Linked DNA regions of Homo sapiens: regions 2 and 3 are each linked to region 1. A link is an interaction called in ENCODE POLR2A ChIA-PET data of the cell type or tissue named here. Cell type or tissue: CD4-positive, alpha-beta T cell. All regions are shown on one strand. Each heading gives the region's core, and the rest is flanking DNA. Links, peaks and the distances in the headings are about the cores only.

What was found. Peaks named below come from ENCODE experiments on the same cell type or tissue, not always from the same donor. Only the 100,000 strongest peaks of a DNase experiment are listed, where the experiment ranks them.
Region 2: POLR2A ChIA-PET joins it to region 1 with 5 read pairs; 6 of 35 experiments call an interaction of 5 or more read pairs at or near these places.
Region 3: POLR2A ChIA-PET joins it to region 1 with 7 read pairs; 2 of 35 experiments call an interaction of 5 or more read pairs at or near these places.

The regions. Positions count from the first base shown.
Region 1 is chr6:20,316,134-20,324,294 of GRCh38, forward strand. It overlaps LOC101928573 (a long non-coding RNA gene), which reads left to right. Exons shown (of 4, transcript XR_007059489.1): 3 at 5,069-5,442. Among named protein-coding and RNA genes, the nearest start is that of E2F3, 82 kb to the right of the region's middle. RefSeq lists enhancers at 3,601-3,680, 4,421-4,470. In CD4-positive, alpha-beta T cell, for the core only: no CTCF peak of the experiment used is centred there; DNase peaks (open chromatin) are centred at 3,558 and 4,068; H3K4me3 peaks cover 1,123 bases; H3K27ac peaks cover 1,378 bases.
Region 2 is chr6:20,419,596-20,427,756 of GRCh38, forward strand. All of the region lies in intron 1 of E2F3 (E2F transcription factor 3), which reads left to right. It also overlaps the pseudogene RN7SL128P. Among named protein-coding and RNA genes, the nearest start is that of E2F3-IT1, 14 kb to the right of the region's middle. In CD4-positive, alpha-beta T cell, for the core only: no CTCF peak of the experiment used is centred there; no DNase peak of the experiment used is centred there.
Region 3 is chr6:20,489,209-20,497,369 of GRCh38, forward strand. E2F3 (E2F transcription factor 3) reads left to right here. Exons shown (of 7, transcript NM_001949.5): 7 at 960-4,506. The coding sequence ends at 1,222. Among named protein-coding and RNA genes, the nearest start is that of CDKAL1, 41 kb to the right of the region's middle. In CD4-positive, alpha-beta T cell, for the core only: no CTCF peak of the experiment used is centred there; no DNase peak of the experiment used is centred there.

The sequences.
Region 1 (8,161 bases), core at 2,110-6,109:
CAACCTCGGCCTCCCAAAGTGCTGGGATTACAGGCATGAGACACCGCGCCCAGCCGAGAGGATTTCTATGAGGTTTAATGTGAGACATCATGTATATAAAAGTGGTATAACATAATAGTGATGAGGAATCCCTGACTTGGGATCAGATCCAGGCACAGCTTATTAGTTAGGTGACTTTGTGAAGATTATTTAACTTCTCTGAACTTCAAAGGTGCTGTGATTCGTATGTTACAGTGCTGCTGGAGTTTCAGTGAGACTCTAGTACAGGGGTTGGCAAACTTCTCTCTCTCTCACTCTCTCTTAAAAGCAAGGTCTCACTATGCTGCCCAGGCTGGACTTGAACTCCTGGGCTCAAGCAATCCTCCTGCTTCAGCTTCCTGAGTAGCTAGGACTACAGGCATACACCACTATGCTCGACTACACTTTTCTTTAAAGGCTAAAATGGTAAATATATTAGGTTTTGCAGGCCACATGGTCTCTGTCACAACTACTCAACTCTGCCCTTGTTGCACAAAAGCAGTCATAGAGAATATTTAAATGAATAGGTGTGGCTGTGTTCCAAAAAAATTTTACTCACAAAAACAGGTGGTGGGTCAGATTTTGTCCATGAGCCATAATTTGCCAATTCCTGCTCTGGTAGATGATCGATAAATGATAGCTCTAGGAAGAAACAATCTTATTAATTAAGATAATTGATAACAGATGAGATATAAAGTAAAAAACATTGAAGATTCTAATCTTTCTTTAGACATATGTAAGATTTTCCACAATTACTCCATGTTAGATTTTCATATGGATTTTATGAATAATAGTGCAGGTCACTTCCTTCTGACAAAATCTTTTTTTTTAAGTTGTAATTTCTGGCAAAAAAAAAAAAAACAACAAAAAACAAAGACAAAAAGACACGTTTTCAAGACAATACACAAATCTACATGTTTTTATTACATGTATTAAGTAAAAAGAATTACAAAACTGAAAAAAAAAGCAAAATCCCAAAACACAAATTATGCACAATAGTAGAACTGGCAGTACTCCCTCAAAGACTCCAAAACAACGAGAAATCATCTGACATCAACTAGGTTATGAGAGAGAAAAGAAGAAAGTGTGACAACAAAATTAGAACATGCACCAATACAGAAAGACTTCAATAAACTTGTAAACATTGGGAAGAAATAACAAAAGAAATTAATGGATTTGTAAAAGATAGAATTAAAGGCAAATGCTTCATGGTGCACTTAGAAAACAGAAGCTGCAGGTAAATAACACAGCAATCAGTAAAAATAGAAAATTAAATGGCATACTGAAAATAAAGAACAAGAAGATCCAACTTAAGGATAATAAACTAAATAGATGAGGCTGTAATGTAAATCACCGTGTACAGTCACTGCTAGTTGCTAATTTTATATCCACTCTTAAGAGCATGAGAGAACCACGATGAAGAAAGTCATGTGCTAAGAAAGGCAGAGAAGAAAAGCTGAAGAAATCTGGGTGATTGACAGAAACCATGATTAATGACATCACGGAGCTACTAGACCAGCCCGGGCCTGCCTGTCTCCATGCTTCTTGGAACGTGAGAAAAATAAACTGTATTTGATTATGTTCCTTTATTCAGGTTCTCTTACATGCAGGTGAATATAATCCCTAACTGATGTTCATACTACATATTATCAAATCTAGAATGCTGTAGATTTTAAGATGCCCCTTTTTTTAAATTATACTTTAAGTTTTAGGGTACACGTGCAAAACGTGCAGGTTAGTAATATATGTATACATGTGCCATCTTGGTGTGCTGCACCCATTAACTCGTCTTTTAACTTTAGGTATATCTCCTAATGCTATCCCTCCCCGCTCCCCCCACCCCACAACAAGCCCCGGTGTGTGATGTTCCCCTTCCTGTGTCCATGTGTTCTCATTGTTCAATTCCCACCTTTGTGCACAACTTACTACTAAGGAAACAAATCTTACCAATTATGCTATAACACAATGCCAAGATAGTCATATTAGATATGAGACTTGAACACACCTAGCTTTCTTACTTTGACATTTCTTTTGCTTATTCTGAAGGATTTTTCAGTTTCTCTGGACATCCATTTCATTGTAGGAGGATGATAAGCAATCCTTTCAGACATATTTCAGTGACTAAACCAAATCTACTTGTGGATATCTTTTCTTCAGTTCCACTTGGCTTTTGCTTTTCAAAACCACCTCATATTTTGTGCTTTGCACAAAAGCACCTGACCAAGAGGGACAAATGGGAGCTGAAATCCAGCTTGCACTCGAATATTCTGGCATGTGGCTGCCACCAAAAACAGAGACAGAAACATACTTGCGACGCATCTGCCTGCGGAGAGGACTTCTTCTGGTTTGCACAATGGGTCGGTGTGTGGTACCTGTAACCCTGGCACTGAGGTATGGTGCAAAAAAGGAAAAACACGTTTCCTCACTTCATAGCTTTTCTAGGGAAGAGAGATTGCAAAGAATGAAGTGTGATGATGGCTGTGAAGAAGGTCCCAGGCTCTGGGACACAGGACAAGCACGACTAACATAGGGGGTCAGGAAAGGCCGACACCTGCTGAGCGGGAGTTAGCTGGGTGAAGGGACAGTTGAGATACAACAGCGTGCTGTCAGCCCTCACAGCCCTCACTCGGTCTCGGTGCCTCCTCGGCCTCAGCGCCCACTCTGGCCGCGCTTGAGAAGCCCTTCAGCCCACCGCTGCACCGTGGGAGCCCCTTTCTGGGCTGGCCAAGGCCGGAGCCGGCTCCCTCAGCTTGCGGGGAGATGTGGAGGAAGAGGCGCGGGCAGGAACCGGGGCTGTAAGGGGCGCTTGCGGGCCAGCGCGAGTTCCGGGTGGGCGTAGGCTCGGCCGGCCCCGCACTCGGAGCGGCTGGCATACCTGCAAGCCCCGGGCAGTGAGGGGCTTAGCACCTGGGCCAGCAGCTGCTGTGCTCCATTTCTCGCCGGGCCTTAGCTGCCTCCCCGCGGGGCAGGGCTTGGGACGTGCAGCCCGCCATGTCTGAGCCTCCCCTACCCTCTCCTGACGGGCTCCTGCGCGGCCTGAGGCTCCCCTACGAGCGCCGCTCCCTGCTCCATGGGGCGCCCAGTACCATCGACCGCCCAAGAGCTGAGAAGTGCGGGCGCACAGCGTGAAACTGGCAAGCAGCTCCACCTGTGGCCCCAATGCCAGATCCACTGGGTGAAGCCTGCTGGGTTCCTGAGTCTGGTTGGGACTTGGAGACTCTTTATGTCTAGCTAAGGGATTGTAAATACACCAATCAGCACTCTGTATCTAGCTCAAGGTTTGTAAACACACCAATCAGCACTCTGTGTCTAGCTCAGGGTTTGTAAATACACCAATTGACACTCTGTATCTAGCTAATGTAGTGGGGAGGTGGAGAACTTTTGCCTCTAGCTCAGGGATTGTCAATGCACCAATCAGCACCCTGTGAAAATGGACCAATCAACTGTCTGTAAAACAGACCAATCAGCTCTCTGTAAAATGAACTAATCAGCAGGATGTGGGTGGGGCCAGATAAGAGAATAAAAGCAGACTGCCTGAACCAGGAGTGCCAAATTGCTCCACTATACTTTCATATTGTGGTGGTTATGTTTTTTGGGTTTAGGCTGCTTTTATGAGCTGAAAAATTGTGAAAGTACGTAGCTTTACTCCGGAAGCCAGTATAAGCTATGAACCCACGAGGAGGAAAAAACAATTTTAATGTATATTGCTTTAAGTGCGGTAAGTCACCACGAAGTATATGCAGTCTTTACTTCCGACCCGGCATAGACCATGAGCTCTCGAGAAAAACTGACCGCATCAGAAGGAACAAACTCCAGACACACTCTCCTTAACTGTAACATTCGTGTGACAACAACAACTTCCTTGTTGAAGTCAGACCAATTCTGGACACAGTGGTAGTGAGAGAGAACGGTATGGCAGTACCCTTCACTTGCTCTCAGTTCCTCTTTGTCCTCTGCTCATTCTGGTTGTGCTTGACAAGCCTTTCGGCTCAGCGCTATACCGTGGGAGCTCTTTAGCTGACTGAGGCCGGAAGCAGCCGCGTTGGGTTGCAGGGAGGTGCGGCAGGAGAGGCACGGGCGGGAACCTGTACTGCACGCAGGTGGGCGTGGTGAGCCTTGCACTGAGAGCAGCAAGGGGCTTAGCACCTGGGCCAGCAGCTATGGAAGGTGTGCTGGATTCCCCCAGCAGTGCTGGCCCACGAGTTCTGTGTTCAATTTCTTGCTGGGCCTTAACTGCCTCCTGGCAGGCTATTTGTATGGCTCAGGACCAGCAGCCCGTCATGCCTGAGTCTCCCCATCTTTTTGTGGCCTCCTGTGCCGCTTGAGTTTCCCAGATGAGCGCTGCCCCCTCTTTCAGGGCACCTGGTCCCATCCGCTGCCCAAGGGCTGAGGAGTGGGGGGGTGCGTGGTGTGGGACTCATAGGTAGCTCCACCTACAGCCCCAGTGTGTGATTCCACTGGGTGAAGCCAGTTGGGCTCCTGAGTCTAGTGGGGACTTAGAGAATCTTTGTCTAGCTAAGGGATTGTAAATACGCCAATCAGCACACTGCGTCTAGCTCAGGGTTTGTGGATGCACCAGTCGGCACTATCTGGCTCAAGGTTTGTAAATGCACCTATCAGCCCTCTTGTCTGCAAAGTTTGTAAATGCACCAATCAGCGTTCTGTCTACAAGGTTTGTAAATGCACCAGTCAGCACTCTGGCTACAAGGTTTGTAAATGCATCAATCAGCACTCTGTCTAGCTCAGGGTTTGTAAATACACCAACTGACACTCTGTGTCTAGCTAATCTAGTGGGGAGGTGGAGAACTTTTGTGTCTAGCTCAGGAATTGTAAATGCACCAATCAGCACCCTGTCAAAACGGACCAATCAGCTGTCTGTAAAACAGACCAATCGGCTCTCGGTAAAATGGACCAATCAGCAGGATGTGGGTGGGGCCAGATAATAAAAGCAGGCTGCCGGAGCCGGCAGTGGCAAGCCGCTCGTGTCCCTTTCCACCCTGAAAATTTTGTTTTTTTGTTCTTTGCAATAAGTCATGCTGCTGCTCCCTAGGTTCACCCTGCCTTTGTGAGCTGTAACACTCACCGTGAAAGTCTGCAGCTTGACTCTTGAGCCAGTAAGACCAGGAGCCCACCAGAAGGAGGAAACTCCGAACACATCTGAATATCAGAAGGAACAGAACACATCTGAATATCAGAAGGAACAAACTCCGGACACGCTACCTTTAAAAACTGTAATACTCACCGCGAGGGTCTGCGGTTTCATTCATGAAGTCAGTGAGACAAAGAACTCACCAATTCCGGACACAGTGGGAGCAAAGGCATGGCAGGAGGAGAGAACTGCGTGTGTGAGGAATAAAAACAACATGTTGCAATTGAGGAAGGCGTGAATTTATGGGGAGAATACAGAGATGAAGACTTAAAACGGTAAGAGAGGACGGGTGCACTGGCTCACGCCTATAATCCCTGCACTTGGGGAGGCTGAGGGTGGGGGTATCACTTAAGGTCAGGAGTTCAAGACCAGCCTGGCCAACATGGTGAAACTCCATCTCTACTAAAAATACCAAAATTAGTCCGGGCGCAGTCGCCTGCGCCTATAGTCTCAGCTACTTGGGAGGCTGAGGCAGGAGAATCGCTTGAACCAGGAGGTGGTAGGTGCAGTAAGCTGAGATCATGTCACTGCACTCAAGCCTTGGTGACAGAACGAGATTCCACTTCAATAAAATGAGAAAACAATATATTGGCCAAAAAAATTAATGGATTTGAGAAACATTTAGAAGGTGCAAGTGACAAAATAATTAGATTGGCTTGTGGGGAGAGAAGGGTATAGGGAAGAATGCAGGTAAGAAAACAAAACAGCCCAGGAGAAGATAAGGGGAGAATAGATGGTCGTGCCATTTATTTAACTAGGGAAGAAGAGCAGGTGTAGTCTAGAGACCAGATTATTGCATTTTGAACATGTTGAGTCTCCTGCAATATCCAGCTGGAGACGACAGGTCCTTCCATCTCTCCTCCCTCACCTCCAGCCATGCTCCTCTTGTATATTTCCTCTTCCATGTTCTCCCTCCTGAGTCCAAGACCTCCCAACCTCAGGTCTTAAATTCCCATCAAAGAAAGCAAACAAAAATTTTTTAAAACAAAATAAATGAAAATGATTGATTATACTCCCCAGAGAAGGCATTCACAGCAAGACATGTAACAAACTATTTCATATCAGAATCAAGCATCTGCAGTTGGATTATGGCCTCTGCTCTGGAGCTTCTCCCAAACGATGAGTGGGTAATTAATCCTGTATCTGCTGAGGAAAAATGGTCTCCAGTGGGATCTGTCTCAGGAGACATCAAGAAAGTAACGCCTCTCGAGTAGCTGAGGTGGGCGGATCATGAGGTGAAGAGTTCGAGACCATCCTGGCCAACATAGTGAACCCTGTTTCTACTAAAAATACAAAAATTGGCTGGGCGGGGTGACACGCGCGTGTAATCTCAGCTACTCGGGAGGCTGAGGCAGGAAAATCACTTGAATCCGGGAAGCAGACGTTGCAGTGAGCCGAGACCGTGCCACTGCAGCCACTGCACTCCAGCTTGGCAATAGAATGAGGTTCCGTCTCAAAAAATTAAACTGACGCTTCCCCAACTTATATAATTGCAGAATTCATTCAAGTTAACTATTAATATGCTGTTATGGATTGAATTGGGACCCCCTCAAAATTTATGTATTGAAATCCTAACCCCAGTACCTCAAAATAAGACCTTACTTGGAAACAGGATCTTTACAGAGGTAATCAAGTCAAATGAGGTCATGAAGGTGGGCTGTATTCCAAAATGAATGGTATCCTTATAAAGAGGGACACAAAAACTGGCACAGAAGGAAGACATGTTAAGAAAATGGGCATCCACAAGCCCAGGAGAGATGCCTGGAACAGATCCTGCCTTCTCAGTCCTCAGAGGGAACCAACCCTGTTTGGACTTCTAGCACAACTGTGAGACAATCCATTTCTTTAAGCCATCCGGTCTGTGGCACTTGGTCACAGCAGACCCAGAAAAGGAATGTCCAGGAACACACTTAGGGAAAACACTGAGGAAGGGACAGCATAGCCTGCCTGATGGACCATAAAAAAGTAAGAGTTACTATCATTATTTGATTTTAAGGTGGAATAAATAAAATCATATAATCATAAAAGGTATAATAAACAAGGGCCTGAGAATACCAGAACATCACAAAAGGAAAAAATAGGCAGAAAGAGAACGATAATTTGAAATGTCAGTGTTTCATATAACAAATCAGGAGTATTCAGATTTGATGAAGAAAGTGCGGAGTTGATAAGTGTAATAAATTAGATAGAATTAACAGTCATGCATTTGATAGAATACATGATAGAATCATATCAGAAGCTAATATACTTTTTGCCATGAATGTGTCATCAAAAATATCAAATAAAGCACAAAAATTTCTTCATATAAAGAAAAAGACAGATTCTCCATACTACTTTCCCAAAGTAAAAAGGCATACAATTTGAGATTAAAAAAATTCAAAATTCCTTAAAATTTTTAACTAATCTCCTAAATAATAACCTACATTAGAGAAGAAATCTACAAATAACCCCAATATATTCTAAAAAATATATAGTCATATAATGCACACACATTGATCAATTATAAAGTGCGTATGGCTAATGCATAATTGTGTAAGCAATATACAAGGAAATGCATCAAAATAATCATGTTGTCTTTGCGTTGTGGAAGTGAGCCGTAATTTTTCTTACTGTGTGAATTTTCTAAACTATCTCCTTTTTTGTTTTTTGGGTTTTTTGTTTGTTTGTTTGTTTGTTTGTTTTTTGAGACAGAGTCTTGCTCTGTTACCCAGGCTGGAGTGCAGTGGCGTGATCTTGGCTCACTGCAACCTCTGTCTCCTGGGTTCAGGCAATTCTCCTGCCTCAGCCTCCCAAGTAGCTGGGATTACAGGCACGTGCCACCAAGCCTGGCTAATTTTTTGTATTTTTGTAGAGATGGAGTTTTGCCATGTTGGCCAGGCTGGGCTCAAATTCCTGACCTCAGGTGATCTGCCCCCTTGGCCTCCCAAAGTGCTGGGATTGCAGGCGTGAACCACTGTGCCCGGCCTATCTCCTTTTTAAAAAAGAAGAGAGGCA
Region 2 (8,161 bases), core at 1,452-5,451, 100 kb after region 1:
CTCTGTTGCCCAGGCTGGAGTGCAGTGGCATGATCTGGGCTCACTGCAACCTCCATTTCCCAGGTGTTCAAGCAATTCTCCTGCCTCAGCCTCCCCAGTAGCTGGACTACAGGCGCACGCCACCATGGCTGGCTACTTTTTTCATATTTTAGTAGAGTTGGGGTTTCACCGTGTTGCCCAGGCTGGTCTCAAACTCTTGAGCTCAGTCAATCTGCCCGCCTCAGCCTCCCAAAGTGCTGGGATTACAGGCGCAAGCTACTGTGCCCAGCCAATTTTTATTTATTTATTGAGACAGAGTCTCATTCTGTTGCCCAGGCTGGAGTGCAGTGGTGCAGTCTTGGCTCTCTGCGACCTCTGCTTCCCGGGCTCAAGTGATTCTTCCTCCTCAGCCTACTGAGTAGCTGGGACTAGTGGCGCATGCCATCACACCCGGCTACTTTTTGTATTTTTTGTAGAGATGAGGTTTTACCATGTTGCCCAGCCTGCCTCCTTATTTTACTTGTATGTTTTTTAAATTATTGCTGCTGCTACCACCACCACCGCTACTATTACTGCTACTGACTAATGTTTATTGAATGTTTTTATGTGTCAGGGATAGTTTTAAGCACGTTATATGAAATCACTAATTTAAACCTTAACATCTCTATAAAGTGGGTGTGATTATTGTCCACATTTTACAGATGATGAAAAAGACGAATTAGTAAATTTAAGTATCTGCCCTAATTTGCATTTCTGTGAGTAGCCTCTTTGAATTCTTTATCATTTTTGTGCCCAAGGCTATTTATAGTTTTCTTACTGAATTATTGGAACTTTTAATGAACTATAGATAATGGGCTTTCTCTGGTGTGTGTGTGTGTGTGTGTGTGTGTATAGTAAATACAGGCATACCTCAGAGATATTGCAGGTCTGATTCCAGAGCACAGCAATAAAGCAAATGTCACAATAAAGCAAGTCATATGGAGTCTTTGGTTTCCCAGTGCATATAAAGTTTACACTGTACTGTAGTCTATTCAGTGGGCAACAGCATTATATCAAAAACCAACGTACATATTCTTAACTTAAAAATACTATATTGCTACAAAATGCCAACAATCCCCTGAGCCTTCAGCGAGTCATCTTTTTGCTGGTGGAGGGTTTTGCCTTCACACTGAAGACTGTTGCTGTTTAGGGAAGAAGTCATTGAATGCTGGGGCAGCTGTGGCAATTTCTTCACATAAGAAAAAATCAAGTTTTCCACATTGATTGACTCTTCCTTTCATAAAAGATTTCTCTGTAGTATGTGATACTATTTGATAGCATTTTTCCCACACTAGACCTTCTTTCAAAATCAGAGTAATCCTTCCCAAACTGTCCTGCTGCTTTATCAACTAAATTTATGCAATATCCCAAATCCTTTGTTGTCATTTCAACATTGTTCACAGTCATCTTCCATCTCAAGAAATCGCTTTATTTGCTTATCCGTAAGAAGCAACTCCTCATCTATTCAAGTTTGAACATGAGATTGTAGCAGTTCAATCACCTATTAACGCTCCATTTTCATTCTAGTTCTCTTGCTACTTCCACCACATCGGCAGTTTCTCCACTAAGTCTTGAACCCCTGTCATCCATAAGGGTTGGGATCAACTTCTTCCGAACTTCTGTTAATATTGATATTTTGGCTTCCTCCCATTAACCATGAGTGTTGATATTGGCATCTAGAATGGAGACTCCTTTCCAGAAAGTTTGTAATTTACTTTATCCAGATCCTTTGGAGGAATCACTATTTATGGCAGCTATAACCTTACAAAATGTACTTCTTAAATAATAAGACTAGAAATTCAAAATTACTCCTTGATTTATGGGCTGCAGAATGGATGTTGTGTTACCAGCCATGAAAACATTAATCTCCTTGTACATCTCCATCAGAGTTTTTGTGTGACCAGGTCTATTGTCAATGAGTGGTAATATTGTGAAAGGAATCTTTTTTTCTGAGCAGTAGTTATCAACAATGGGCTTAAAATAGTCAGTAAACCATGCTGTAAACAGATGTGCTGTCATTCAAGCTTTATTACTTCACTGATAGATCACAGAGTAGATTTAACATAGTTCTTTTTTCTGACCTGGGCTGGTTCACCCCTCCTTAGGCAACCTGGTGGTCCCCCACTCCCAGGAGGTCGCCATATTGATGCCGAACTTAGTGCGGACACCCGATCGGCATAGCGCACTACAGCCCAGAACTCCTGGGCTCAAGCTATCCTCCCACCTCAGCCTCCTGAGTAGCTGGGACTACAGGCATGTGCCACCGCGCTCGGCGATCTAGCATAGTTCTTAAGGGCCCTAGGGTTTTTGAAATGGTAAACGATCATTGGCTTCAACTTAATGTCACCAATTGCATTAGCCCCTAACCAAAGAGTCAGCCTGTCTTTTGATGCTTTGAAGCCAGATATTGACTTCTCCTCTCTAGCTATGCAAGTACTAAGTGGTATCATCTTCCAATAGAAAGCTGTTTCATCTACATTGAAGATCTGTTGTTTAGGGTAGCCACTTTCATGAGTGATCTTAGCTAGATCTTCTGAATAACTTGCTGCTGTTTCTATGTCAGCACTTGCTGCTTCGCGTTGCACTTTTATGATATGGAGAAGGCTTCTTTCCTTAAAGGTCGTGAACCAACTTCTGCTACCTTCCAACCTCTGCAGCTTCCTCACCTGTCAGCCGTCAAAAGAGCTGATGAGATTTAGGGCCTTGCTCTGGATTAGGCTTTGGCTTAAGGGAATGTTGTGGCTGGTTTGATCTTCTATCCAGACCACTCAAACTTTCTCCATATCAGTAATAAGGCTGTTTTGTTCTCGTGTCATTTGTGTGTTCATGGAGTACCATGTTTAATGTCCTTCAAGACCTTTCCCTTCACATTCACAACCTGGCTAACTATTTGGCACAAGTGGCCTAGTTTTTTGCCTATTTCAGGTTTTGACGTACATTTCCTCACCAAGCTTAATAATTTCTAGCTTTTGATTTAGAGGGAGGGATGTGTGATTCTTCCTTTCACCTGAACACTTAAGAGACCATTGTGGGATTACTAATTAGCCTAATTTCAGTATTCTTGTTTCTTAAGGAATAGGGAGGCCCGAGAAGAGGGTAAGAGACAGGGTACAGCTGGAAGGTGGAGCATTCAGAACACGCACAATGGCTATCAATTAAGTTTGCCATTATATATTGTTACTAAACATTATTTAGTGACATTAGTAATTGCAATAGTGACATCAAAGATCACTGATCACGGATCACCACAACAGACATAATAGTAATGAAAAAGTTTGAAATATTACGAGAATTACCAAAATTTGACAGAGATATGTAGTAAGCACTGTTGGAAAAATGGTGCTGATAGACTAGCTTGATGCAGGGTTGTCACAAACCTTCAGTTTGTAAAACACTGCAGTATCCGTGGAGCACAATGAAATGTGGTATCCCTGTATTGTTTTGCCCAAGCCTATTATGTTTCTTTTGATTTTTCTATGATGTATTTCTTTCTACATATGTTTATTTAGTTTTTATAATGTCATGTGTCACTTAACGATGGGGATATAGTCTGAGAAATGTGTCATTAGGAAATTTCATCATTTTGCAGACATCATAGAGAGTACTTACACAAACCTCATGGTATAGCCTACTATACCCCAAGGTTCTATGGTCTAGCCTCTTGCTCCTAGGCTACAAACCTGTACTGTATGTTACTGGGCTGAATACTGTAGGCAACTTAAACACAGTGGTATGTATCCAAACATAGCAACAGTATAGTAAAAATACAGTCTTATAATCTTATGGGACCACTGGAATATATACAGTCTGCTGTCGACTGAAAGCATCATTGTTTGGCAGATGACTACATGTGACATTACAGTGCTTTTTTTTTGAGACCAAGTCTTGCTCTTGTCGCCCAGGTTGGAGTGCAATGGCACGATCTCGGCTCACTGCAACCTCTGCCTCCTGGGTTCAACCGATTCTCCTGCCTCAGCCTCCCAAGTAACTGGGATTACAGGCGCCCACCACCACACCCAGCTAATTTTTGTATTTTTAGTAGAGACAGGGTTTTGCCATGTTGGCCAGGCTGGTCTCGAACTCCTCACGTCGTGATCTGCCTGCCTCGGCCTCCCAAAGTGCTGGGATTACAGGTGTGAGCCACCACACCCGGCCATTACAGTGCTTTTTTTGAGACAGAGTTTCGCTCTTGTTGCCCAGGCTGGAGTGCAATGGCCTGATCTTGGCTCACTGCAACCTCTGCCTCCCGAGTTCAACCGATTCTCCTGCCTCAGCCTCCCGAGTAGCTGGGATTACAGGTACCTGCCACCATGCCCGGCTAATTTTTTGTATTGTTAGTAGAGATGGGGTTTCACCATGTTGGTCAGGCTGGTCTCGAACTCCTGACCTCAGGTGATCCACCCACCTCGGCCTCCCAAAGTGCTGGGATTACAGGTGTGAGCCACTGCACACAGCCGAAATTACAGCTTTTACAGTTTGAGTTTGGTGGCTTGCTTTGGGAAGGCCTTTCCTAATCTGCAAACCATAACAATATTCTATATATTTTTTCTCCTGGCTTCATAATTTTATTATTTTGATCTTTAACCTCAGTGGAAGGGTGTGTGTGTGTGTGTGTGTGTGTGTGTGTGTGTGTGTGTTTTAAAGGTGTGACTTTATTTTTCCTAAACGAATAGCCAGTTAAACTAGTGCCATTTATTGGATGGTTCCGCTTTCCCCACGCATGCACTTGAAATGCCCTTTTCTCAGAGAGACACAGAGAGAGTGTGTGTATGTGTGTGTGTGTGTGTGTGTGTGTGTACATGCATACATGCATGTATGTGCTGTGTGCATGTGTGTCTGTGTTGTTCTGTCTCTGAACTTTCTACTCTGCTCCATTGATACCTTTATCCCTTTGTAAAGAAGCAGCACACTGTTTTGAATACAGTAGCTTTGTGATATGATTTGCTATAGATAAGGAAAATCTGCTTCCTGTTACATACTTTTTTTTTTCATTAAAATTACAGTTTTTATGTTCATGCTTACTTGCATTTTTACAAATTGAGCTTCTTCTCCCCCATCCACTGTGAGTTTAGGGTTATAAGAAAAAAAACTCTCTGCACTTATTAGATAGTCTACTGCACTGGGAATAGCAGTAAGCTGTTTACATTTTTTCTTTCATCTGATACAACAAACCTTGAGAGTTGGTGCCAATATCCTCATCTGTAGATGAGGAAAGTGAGGCTCAGTGATGAAGCAGTTTGTCCAAGGCTGCATTTCTGGACATTGGCAGAACCAGGGTTCCAGACCAAGTCCAGGAAATTTCGAAACCTCTCTTAACCATTATGCAACCCAGACACGTGGGGTTTTCTCACATGACGAGGGCAGGCCATTGTCTAGGGCGGGTTATCAGGTGTTTCTCCATGTCCTGCAGGGCGGTCAGTGGCTTTTACAGAGTAGAGTGTTTATTGCATGAAGGGAAGACCTAGCAAGATCTCTCTAAAGGATTTATCCATTGGGGCAGCAAGAGTTGAAAAATTTGGCTTTGCCAAGGGTATTTGTTCAGATTTAGGATACAAGTCAAGTTGGGACCACAGGCTAAAGTTTAAGTGAGTGGGGAGAGAAATTATTTACCCAGTGCTTTTTTTTAATGCCAGACACTGTAACCCTTCCTCGGCTCTTTTCTAGAGTTGGGTCTGTGGTTTGGAATACAAAGGTGAGGAATACACAGCCCTGGACATTCAGAATGGGGCAGTAGGCTGGGAGGAGCTGTGCGCACAACCCCAGGAACCTTCTACTTTTTTTTTTTTTTTTTTTGAGACAAAGTCTCGCTCTGTCACCCAGGCTGGAGTGCAGTGGCACGATCTTGGCTCACTGCAAACTCTGCCTCCTGGGTTCAACCGATTCTTCTGCCTCAGCCGCCTGAGTAGCCAGGACTACAGGCGTACGCCACAATGCCTGGCTAATTTTTGTATTTTTAGTAGAGACGGGGTTTCACCATGTCGGCCAGGCTGGTCTTGAACTCCTGACCCTAGGTGATCTGCCCGCCCGCCCCGCCTCGGCCTCCCAAAGTGCTGGGATTACAGGCGTGAGCCACTGCGCCCGGCCCCTTCTACCTTTTAGAAGAAAATGCAACAACGTGTCTTAGCTCTCTAGTGGAGGAACAGAGGTCTCAGGTGGATCCAGAAATGCTTTGCTATAGAGTGGCATTTAAACTGGGACATTCATGTGTCTAAATTACCTAACAGTTTGAGCCCTCCCTTCCCCCGAGGTGGTTGCTTCTTCATTTGAATTCTCTCAGGTGCCTTCTGTTGGTTCTTAGAGGTGAACATCAGAAAAGTAATTTTCTTTGGAGAAGTTTGAAGCAGCCTCCCAAACAGAAGTCCTGTTGAGCTCCCACTGGGAGTTTTGGAAAAGTAATCTCATTTATTAGGAATAGTGTATTGATTTTGTGTGTAAAATGGACTAAGAGGCCTGTGACAATGAGTCCATTTGAAATTGCAAATTTAAATATCTAATACAATAGTTGTGCGGAAATACTACACCAGAATATAAATGATTAGCTGCTTAGTGAATTTCTCATGTGCATGTAATTAATTGGCAGTGGTGGTGGGGATCAAGTTTGTTTTCATATCCTGAGTCCTTTAATTTACCTTTTCTTCAACAATTACTGGTGTAAGTATAGGGGAATTAAATCTTAGTGTCTTTTATAAAAATATATAGTTTTGCTTTGTCATTCATTTATTGTTTTTTGGTCTACATTATCCAATTTTGTATTACACAATAGAAGGCACCTAATCAAAGATTTCTTGTTTTTACTGCATGATTGCACTCTTAATTTTGTGAAAGCATAGGTTTACTTCCAGACTGAGAGGTAAATGAATAATTATTTTGTGATTTATTTAGCACTTGCCGCCCCAATCTTGTTTTTCACGTCTGCAGTTATGGCTGAAATATCTTATTCCATTCCCAGCCTCTCTGTTGGTGGTATCTGCCTGATCTCCACCTAGTGTCATTGTGGGATCGTGGCCACACATGGGCCTTCCAGGGCTGTGCTGTTGGTGACCAGTGGTGCTTGTAACCCTGAAGTGTTGGCATGGCCTCAGCTGACTGGGCTTTCCCTCATGCCCAGGGCTTAAACTTGAACTCTGCCTGCTCTGTTAGCAGTTTTTCTCTACATTTCTTTTAAAATAGACTTTCACTTCTTCCTTCCCATCCCCCCCAATACAACTGCCCTGGCATCCTGGCTTTTTCCATTCTTGACAAATGATCTGTCCACTGTAACTGTAGCTCCACTGTGCTGATATCTGTTGAAATTAGACCTAGAATCTAAATGTGGCTCCATGAAACTATGGGTGAGACATTTTTTTTCTTCAAATAGTCTATGGTTTATTGGCACCCCAAACCACCTATCCATACCTTCTCCACTGTGATGCTGGGGGAAGAAAATGGGGTAATATATGTGTAAAAGTGACTGAGAATGAAAAGTTCTGCATAAGGTACAATGTTAGCTGGGGTTTTTGCATATATAATAAGAAGACAAATGTTCACTACCACTCCTGCCTGCCTTCCCTGGGCATATCGAACTGATTCCAGCCTAATAGCATTTCTTATCATATAATGGGAATCACAAACCCTCCCTATGTCCACTCCTACAGCGCCTTCTTACCCTAATGAGGCTTTGTAACTCAAAGATTTAAACATCTCATTTATGCTCCATTGACTGAGTTAACCAAACACTTTGTATTTGGCCCTTTCCTCTTAGAAGTTCAGAACAATAATATGGTCCTGAAACTACTCCTGCAAAATCTGCTTAGGGAAGAAGGGTCGGCCAGGGCAGGGGTTACATTGGGGTTTGCAGTGTAGTCAGGCACCAGGGACCTGGCAGGTTGGGTGGGATCAATTCTTTTCACCTCAGGGCTCCAGTTTCTCATTTGTCAAATAAAAGTGATTTCTAAGGCCCCCTTCTGCTCAGACCTTCTGTGACTGTCCACTAAGCCACAGAGACTCACTGTGGCCATTGAATTCTTGGGGACCTCAGGGAGGTTTTGCTGCCGAAGTGACTGCCCATTCTGCCGGCATACATTTGGACTACCATTTGAGGTGACTTGGAGAGAATGTCACTGTGGAAGTTGGCCTTCCTGACACCTGCCACACACCTTCCATG
Region 3 (8,161 bases), core at 1,452-5,451, 170 kb after region 1:
GTAAAACAAAAGGCCATCTTTCTTCACCACAGAAATCCAAAGTGGATCTGTCTTATTGTATGTATTTTTAGAGATCTTTTTAATAAGCTGGTTGTTCAAAAAAGACTGAGTTAAAATCAGTGAATTCTGCATGTAGTCCCAGCTATAGGGAGGCTGGGGTGGCAGGATCGCTTGAGCCCAGGAGTTCGAGGTTAGAGTGAGCTATGCTTGCCTGTGAATAGCCACTACACTCCAGCGTAGACAACATAGCAAGACGCCGTCTCTTAAAAAAAAAAGTTCTTTTTTCAGTTGGTGAGTTTCTACTAGGAAGCCAACTTTTCAGTATGTATATATTGTTTTGTTTTGATTTTCTTAAAACAATGACTAGATAGCAGAGAGAAGTTTTTGAACTTGTTATCCTCTCATCATTGAAGTTATTTGCATTCTTGTTTATTGACAGTAGTTATTTGAAAAATGAGTGAGTAGACTAGGGCCAAAGAAAGATGGCCAGGCATGGTGGCTCACACCTGTAATTTCAGCACTTTGGGAGGCCAAGGAAGACAGATCACTTGAGCCCAGGAGTTCGAGACCAGACTGGGCAACATGGCAAAACCCTGTCTCTACAAAAAAAGATTAACCAGGCATGGTGGCTCACACCTGGAGTCCCAGCTACTTGGGAGGCTGAGGTGGGAGGGTCCCTTGAACCCAGAAGTTCAAGACTGCAGTGAGTCATGATCACACCACTGCACTCCAGCCAAGAGAATAAGACCCTGTCTCAAAAATTAAAAGGGGGACGGGGGTGGCAAGGAACTTTTTTGTACCTGTTAGCATAAAAGGTGATCTGCATCATAAAGTCGTCTCATTGTCATTATTTGCGGAAGGTACATGCTTTTTTCTAACAGCAACATATACATTCTTCCAGAAAAATTCATTTGATTTTTCTAACTTATTTTTTGTTTCCATCAATGTTTTCTTTTCAGACTTGGCTTCAACCAACTCAGGACATAGCGATTGCTCAGTTTCTATGGGAAACCTTTCTCCTCTGGCCTCCCCAGCCAACCTCTTACAGCAGACTGAGGACCAAATTCCTTCCAACCTAGAAGGACCGTTTGTGAACTTACTGCCTCCCCTGCTGCAAGAGGACTATCTCCTGAGCCTCGGGGAGGAGGAAGGCATCAGCGATCTCTTCGATGCTTACGATTTGGAAAAGCTCCCACTGGTGGAAGACTTCATGTGTAGTTGATTATGCTTCGTGTGAACTCTCCTTAAAAACCGATATTTTTTTATCATGGAACCAGAACATCTGTCATGCAGTGTTGTCCCTTCCTACCTTCTTCCTCCAAGAGAGTATCATGAAGTAAACTACAAACTTCAGAAGAAAGCTGACATTTTAATGAATTTTTTAAAAAATTAATAAACAAATTGTCTAAACGCACAGTTGCAGGCTCCCTTGGGAAAGCCCTGCTTTGCTCCAGGCTCCAAGATCTCCTGGCTAAGTCAGCAAGTGAGAAAATGTGCAATCAGGTGTCTCTCACCCCGAATTGTCCTTCCTCCTTCCTCCCCGGATTGGCTTGCTGTGCCTGACGGATGGGCTGTAGAATGGGGTCTGGCCACCTGGCCTGCTGGGAAACAGCAATCTTCCTTAATAGCATTTCAAGCCGTGCCTTCTCCGCAGAATGCATGTCTTTGAGGTCTGCTAATATGGAATGGAACTGCAGCAAATGCAAACTTGAAGTCATGCAAAAGTATGAAATGGATTTCTTCAGCTCTTCTTAGGAATATTTAAATTACTGTCATAATTCAGTTTAAGCTATGAACTGTGTGTCCCAGTAGGAGGTCAAGAAAACCTCCACAGCCTTCTGGATGAAGAACCTGTTTTCAAATATACTTGTTGCAGATACAGAAGACTAGTAGAGTTCTGCCACTCTAAGCTGTTGTGGATTTTCCTGTCTCCATGAACCACTCCCATTCCCCCGTCCCCAATGTGTTTGTGAGTTTCCAGTTGATTTGTAGCAAATGCCTACTTAGTTCTTTGTGGATTGTTCTAGACTTTTAATTTTTTTAGCTGCCATTTAAGCATTCCTGTGGCACCCATCACCATTTCAATTTAATTGTTTACTTTGAAGCGGTTTTTGCAAATTCATATTACTTAAGCAGAGGGAGAGAACCTCTACTGATCAGAGCATCTAAACCTGTGTGATCTAAGGTTTATCAGCCTCTGCAAGGAGCTTTGTCCCATCGTGCTTCCATTCCCAGGAGGGGGAGCTTGGAGCGAGTCAGTCCTGGGGCTTGCTGACATGGGTGGCCCATTGGAAAGGAGAACCAGGTCAGATGATGTAACAGCCCCAAGGAGCAGCAGGCATGGGTCCCTCCATCCTTGGGCTTCCCGGGCCCCTGTGACAGGGGAAAGGGCTCTCTTACACCGCACTCAGGGAGACCACTTCTCAGGATGGGGTCAGATGGAGAGACCTCTAGGGAGAAAGACATCCCCATTGTGTGAGTGGCATTTCCTTAAGCTGGCAGGAACAGGGAGCAGCCCTGTGTCGGGGGCTGGAATAGTTCTGGCCAGACCCCGTTCCCCTTCCTCTATGAAGGAATAAGTTGGACCAAGGGAAGTCGGGGACGTAAAAAATGAAGCAAAACAATGCCAGGGTGTCTCCCGCTTTACTCTTCAGGAATGGTGTCCCAAGTTGGAGGCTTTGTGTCAGCTGCAAATCCTACCAGTTATGTCCAAGAATGGCTTTCCCTCGGGCAGGTGGCAGCGGCCATCTCCCACTGGGAATATGGCGTAGTATCTCCGGTCCATTCCTTGGATGCTAAGGACTGCGGGAATGAGGGAGTCAGATAAAGAACAAACCTCGAAACGAACAGTTAAATTGAAATGCTATGTGCCTGACCCAATGGTAGGCACATAGTAGGCACTCAACTCATATGTTTAATTGAATTGAAAATATCCCTTAGGAAAAAAAAAAAACACACAAAAAACCACAAGAGCCCCAGCCAGTTTACTCCAGGTAGATTTCCACAATATGCAAAGTGGTGGTGGGGTCAAGACAGATGACACCAGCACTTTAAACTCTTTGTGTGGGTATGCGTGGGTGTATGTTTGGGAAGAAAAACAAAGGTGCAGACTATCTTCCTTTTTTTCTTCTTCAGCCTCCATCCCTGGCCTCCTCCCCTCACACACACTGGACTTGGTACAAAATGTCGGTGTGGTCCTAGATGAAGCATTGGGGTGGGGGAGGGAGAGGGAGCTTTGTGTTAAGTGCCTACTGGAAATGCACTGTGGGGTTTTTTCCTGTATGGGAAACCATTTATGCCAAGCTTTTCCCCATTTCCCATATTTATCTCATCTGGTTAGCTGCCTCTGCTTCCAGCTTTGTGTAATTCTCTTTGCCAGCTGCACAAAGCTGATTTTTTCCAAAGTCTAAAGACTGAGCTCACCTGGCTAGATTGTTGTGTGTTTTGTTGAATTTTTTCATAATGTAATGCCGTATTTATTGTTTTTAAAATGAAAGGAATACTAATAAGTCTTAAAAGTTCCTTCATGCATAAGATTTTTTTCCAGTTACTGGGTTTAACTGGTGTACATTAATTAGATGTCCATACTGTATTTTGTTTGCATTAAGTAATTTTCTTTTTGACTTAGTATCCGGCACACAAAGTGGGTTAGTACTACAGTATTTGCGTTACTTTAAGTACTAAGTATGCAGGTTTCCTGGTACCATTGAGTTGCTGCTATTAAAGCTCACACACGAAATGGCTAAAAGTTACAAGTGTGCAAATTATGACTGCGTGAGCCTTAGAAAATAAAATGTATAAAGGGCAACACATGAGCTGTCAAACAGTGTTAGGAGTGTGTTTATATGTACAGAGTTGTGCATAGCAATCGTTTTATTTAAGTTGATATGTAGTCTACTCACATTTTCATTATTTAGCAATTTTGTACAAAAATAGCAATTAATTTGTAAACACTGCCAGAATACTTTCTAGCTGCTTTGTAATTTTTTAAGAGTGTTATTTTGTTTTTGTTTTTCTGTTCTTTGTTGTGGCTCTTGTTTTCATTTTTGTTGTACGTGTAGATCTGTAAATAAAATTGCAGTATTTAAAGCTTAAGCTTTCAGGAAAAAGAAAATAAGAATTCAGTGTGTGCATGACAACTCGTGTGTATGAGAAGGAGGGATATGAAGGAAGATGGCTTGCAGAGTAAGTCGGGTGGCAATTGTCAGGGTGTGGGAATTTCTTTTCCTACGGGGTACGTGATTTTGTAAAAAGGAAGTATTTCTCCCAAAATTGGGAGTAGGCAAACTACTAATCAGTTTAGCTTTGTGTTGTATGCTAGTTTAAAAAAGAAAATATGTAATATAATGTAAAAAAAAACAAAAAAAAGCTTTTATGATGGATTTTGTAAATAGATTTGTTACAGGGTGACCTGTTCTCTAGCTGTGATCTTACCACTTCAAATGGGTGTAATTTGAATAAATTTTGTATGGTAAAGGATCAATAAAATGATTTTTTTTAAGAGTTCAGGCTTGTGGATGGGTTTTCTTTAATATTATCTTGTGCTCCTCTATTAATTGAATTTTTTTCATTTTCTTTTTCTTTTTTTTTTTTTTGTTTTGTTTTTTGAGGCAGAGTCAATCACTCTCACCCAGGCTGGAGTGCAGTGGCACAATCTTGGTTCACTGCAACCTCCACCTCCCGGGATCAAGTGATTCACCTGCCTCAGCCTCCTGAGTAGCTGGGACTACAGACACCCGCCACCACGACTGGCTAATTTTTGTATTTTGAGTAGAGACGGAGTTTCACCATGTTGGCCAGGCTGGTCTCGAACTCCTGACCTCAAGTGATCCGCCTGCCTCGGCCTCCCAAAGTGCTGGGATTACAGGCATGAGCCACCGCGCCCAGCCTATTAATTGAATTTTTTAAAACATTCTTAAACAAGTTAAGGAGAAAGGCTAAACAAAAGCTTAAAACATCGTTTGCCTTAGACGGTATTTGGGACTCAGAACACTCAGCAAATATTTGGTGACCACTTCCGGTGTGCTCTGCACCCTGTGAAGTAGAACTTACCTTGTCCCTTTGACCATGTGCAGAAACCACTCGGACACTGAGTAATTGTTACACTGAGAAAGTGACAAATTTGACTCCTCGTAAGGGTTATAAAGCCAATACATTTTAATTCTGAAATCTGGTAATTACCTCCCATGTTCTAGATTGTGTATTTCTAGTAATGCCATCTAGGAGCAGATTTGAATTTTTTGACTGCCATGTCACACTGTTAACTCTGAACTTATCATTGAAAAACCTCAAAGTGCTATATATTGTACACACACAAAATCAATATAAAAGGGTATGAAGTTTAAAAAAAAAGGGCAGGGGGGGACGTTACCTGCCCCTCTATGCTATTCATGCCAGAGATAACCACTGTTCGCATTTTTCTTGTATTATCCTTCCAGTCATTTTCTAGGCACATATCTGTGCATGAACATGTGTATTTTATTTTATTTTGTTTGTATTTATTTATTTGTATGAGACAGAGCCTTGCTCTGTCGCCCAGGCTGCAGTGCAGTGGTGCAATCTCAGCTCACTGCAACCTCCGCCTCCTGGGTTCAAGTGATTCTCTTGCCTCAGCCTCCCGAGTAGCTGGGATTACAGGCATGCACCACCACGCCCAGCTAATTTTGTATTTTTAGTAGAGACGGAGTTTCACCATGTTGGCCAGGCTGGTCTCGAACTCTGGACCTCAGGTGATCCACCCGCCTTGGCCTCCCAAAGTGGTGGGATTATAGGGGTGAGCCACCAAGCCCGACCTATTTTGTTTTGTTTTTTGTTTTTTGTTTTTGTTTTTGTTTAGAGACAGGATCTCACTCTGTTGCCCAGGCTTGAGTACAGTGGCACCATCATGGCTCACTGCAGCCTCAGACTCCTGGGCTCTGGTGGTCCTTCCCGCCTCAGTCTCCTGAGTAGGTGGGAATAGTAGGCGTGCACCACCAAGCCTGGCTATTTTTTTTTTTATTATTTTTGTGGAGATGGGGTCTTGTAATGTTGCCCAGGCTGGCCTCAAACTCCTGTCCTTAAGCAATCCTCCCCCATCAGCCCCCAAAAGTACTGGGATTACAGTAAGCATGTGTGTTTTAACATGACTTAACATAAGTCATACCATATATGCTGATCTGAAGCTTTTTATTGCTATGTCACATTTTTCCATGTGAGTACTTGTAGATCGTGTTCATGCTCTTCAAAGGCTGCATACCATTCCAGTGATTTAAAAAAAAAATTTTTTTTTTTTTTTGAGATGAGTCTCACTCTGCTGCCCAGGCTGGAGTGGAGTGGAGTGATCTTGGCTCACTGCAGCCTCTGCCTCCCAGGTTCAGGCAATTCTCATGCCTCAGCCTCCCAAGTAGCTGGGATTACAGGTGCCTGCCACCATGCCCAGCTAATTTTTGTATTTTTAGTAGAGACGGGGTTTCACTATCTTGGCCAAGTTGGTCTTGAGCTCCTGACCTCAAGTGATTCACCCTCCTCGGCCTCCGAAAGTGCTGGGATTACAGGGGTGAGCCATCACGCCTGGCCTAAAAATGTATTTAATAATATACTTAGGTGATTTCCTGTTTGAGAGATAGTTTTGCTCATTTTGCTATTAAAAAAATGTAAAGTTTTTAGAATGCTTGTATGTCAGGTACTATATATTTGATGTGGTATAATTCTCGTAACAAAATTTATCATTAGTAACATTTGATAACATTCACAGTGCTGTATAACCATCACTTCTGTCTAGTTCCAGAAGACATTTTCATCACTCCAAAAGGAAACCTGTGTCCATAAATTAGTTACTCCCTATCCCCGACACCTTGCAGTCCCTGTTTTCTGCTTTTTTGCCCCTATGGATTCACCTGTTCTCTATGTTTCCTATAAATTGAATCATGCAACATGTGGCTTTTTGTGTTTAACTTCTTTTTTTTTTTTTTTTTTTTTGAGATGGAGTCTCTGTCGCCCAGATGGGAGTGCAGTGGCGTGATCTCGGCTCACTGCAACCTCCTCCTCCCAGGTTCAAGTGATTCTCCTGCCTCAGCCTCCTGAGTAGCTGGGACCACAGGCACCCGCCATTGCATCTGGCTAATTTTGTATTTTTAGTAGAGACGGGGTTTTGCCATGTTGGCTGGGCTGGTCTCGAACTGCTGACCTCAGGTAATGTAGACAAGATGAATTTGCATTAACCTCATAAAAGTTGATATAGGCTGGGTGTGGTGGCTCGCATCTTTAATCCCAGCATATGGGAGGCCGAGGCAGGTGGATCACCTGAGGTCAGGAGACCAGCCTGGCAAACATGGCGAAACCCCGTCTCTACTAAAAATAAAAAAATAAAAATAAAATTAGCCGGGTGTGGTGGCAGGCGCCTATAATGCCAGCCACTTGGGAGACTGAGGCAGGATGATTGCTTGAACCCAGGAGGCGGAGGTTGCAATGAGCCAAGATCGCGCCATTTCACTCCAGCCTGGGCAACAGAGCAAGACTCTGTCTCAAAAACCAAAAAAAGAAAGGCCAGGCACAGTGGCTCACGCCTGTAATCCTAGCACTTTGGGAGGCCGAGGCGGGCGAATCACAAGGTCAAGAGATCGAGACCATCCTGGCCAACATGCTGAAACCCTGTCTCCACTAAAAATACAAAAATTAGCTGGGTGTGGTGGCGCGCGCCTGTAGTCCTAGCCACTCAGGAGGCTGAGGCAGGAGAATCGCTTGAACCCAGGAGGCGGAGGTTGCAGTGATCCGAGATCACACCACTGCACTCCAGTCTGGTGACAGAACAAGAATCTGTCTCAAAAAAAAAAAATTAAAAAAAGTTGATACAGAACTAGGATGTTTGAATATTTTATAATTTAGAACCTTACCCAAAGTACTGTTTTAGAAATGGGTTTCACTCTGGGGAAAATTTATAAATCAGTTTCAGTAGGGAGATCCCAAGGAAGGGAGGAAGGGAGGGGAGGGAAGGAGGGAGGGAGGACTGAAGGGAGGGAGAGAAGAAGAAATCAGATCAGTCGTAGTAATATTGCGAGACAGAATATAAAACAATACAGAAAAGTGAATTGTATTCAGTGATTCAGTAACCATTAAGGGAAACAGGGTCAGTCACCCTTTGAATGAATATAAAGTGATTGCTGGATGCCAGGAACTGTTCTAG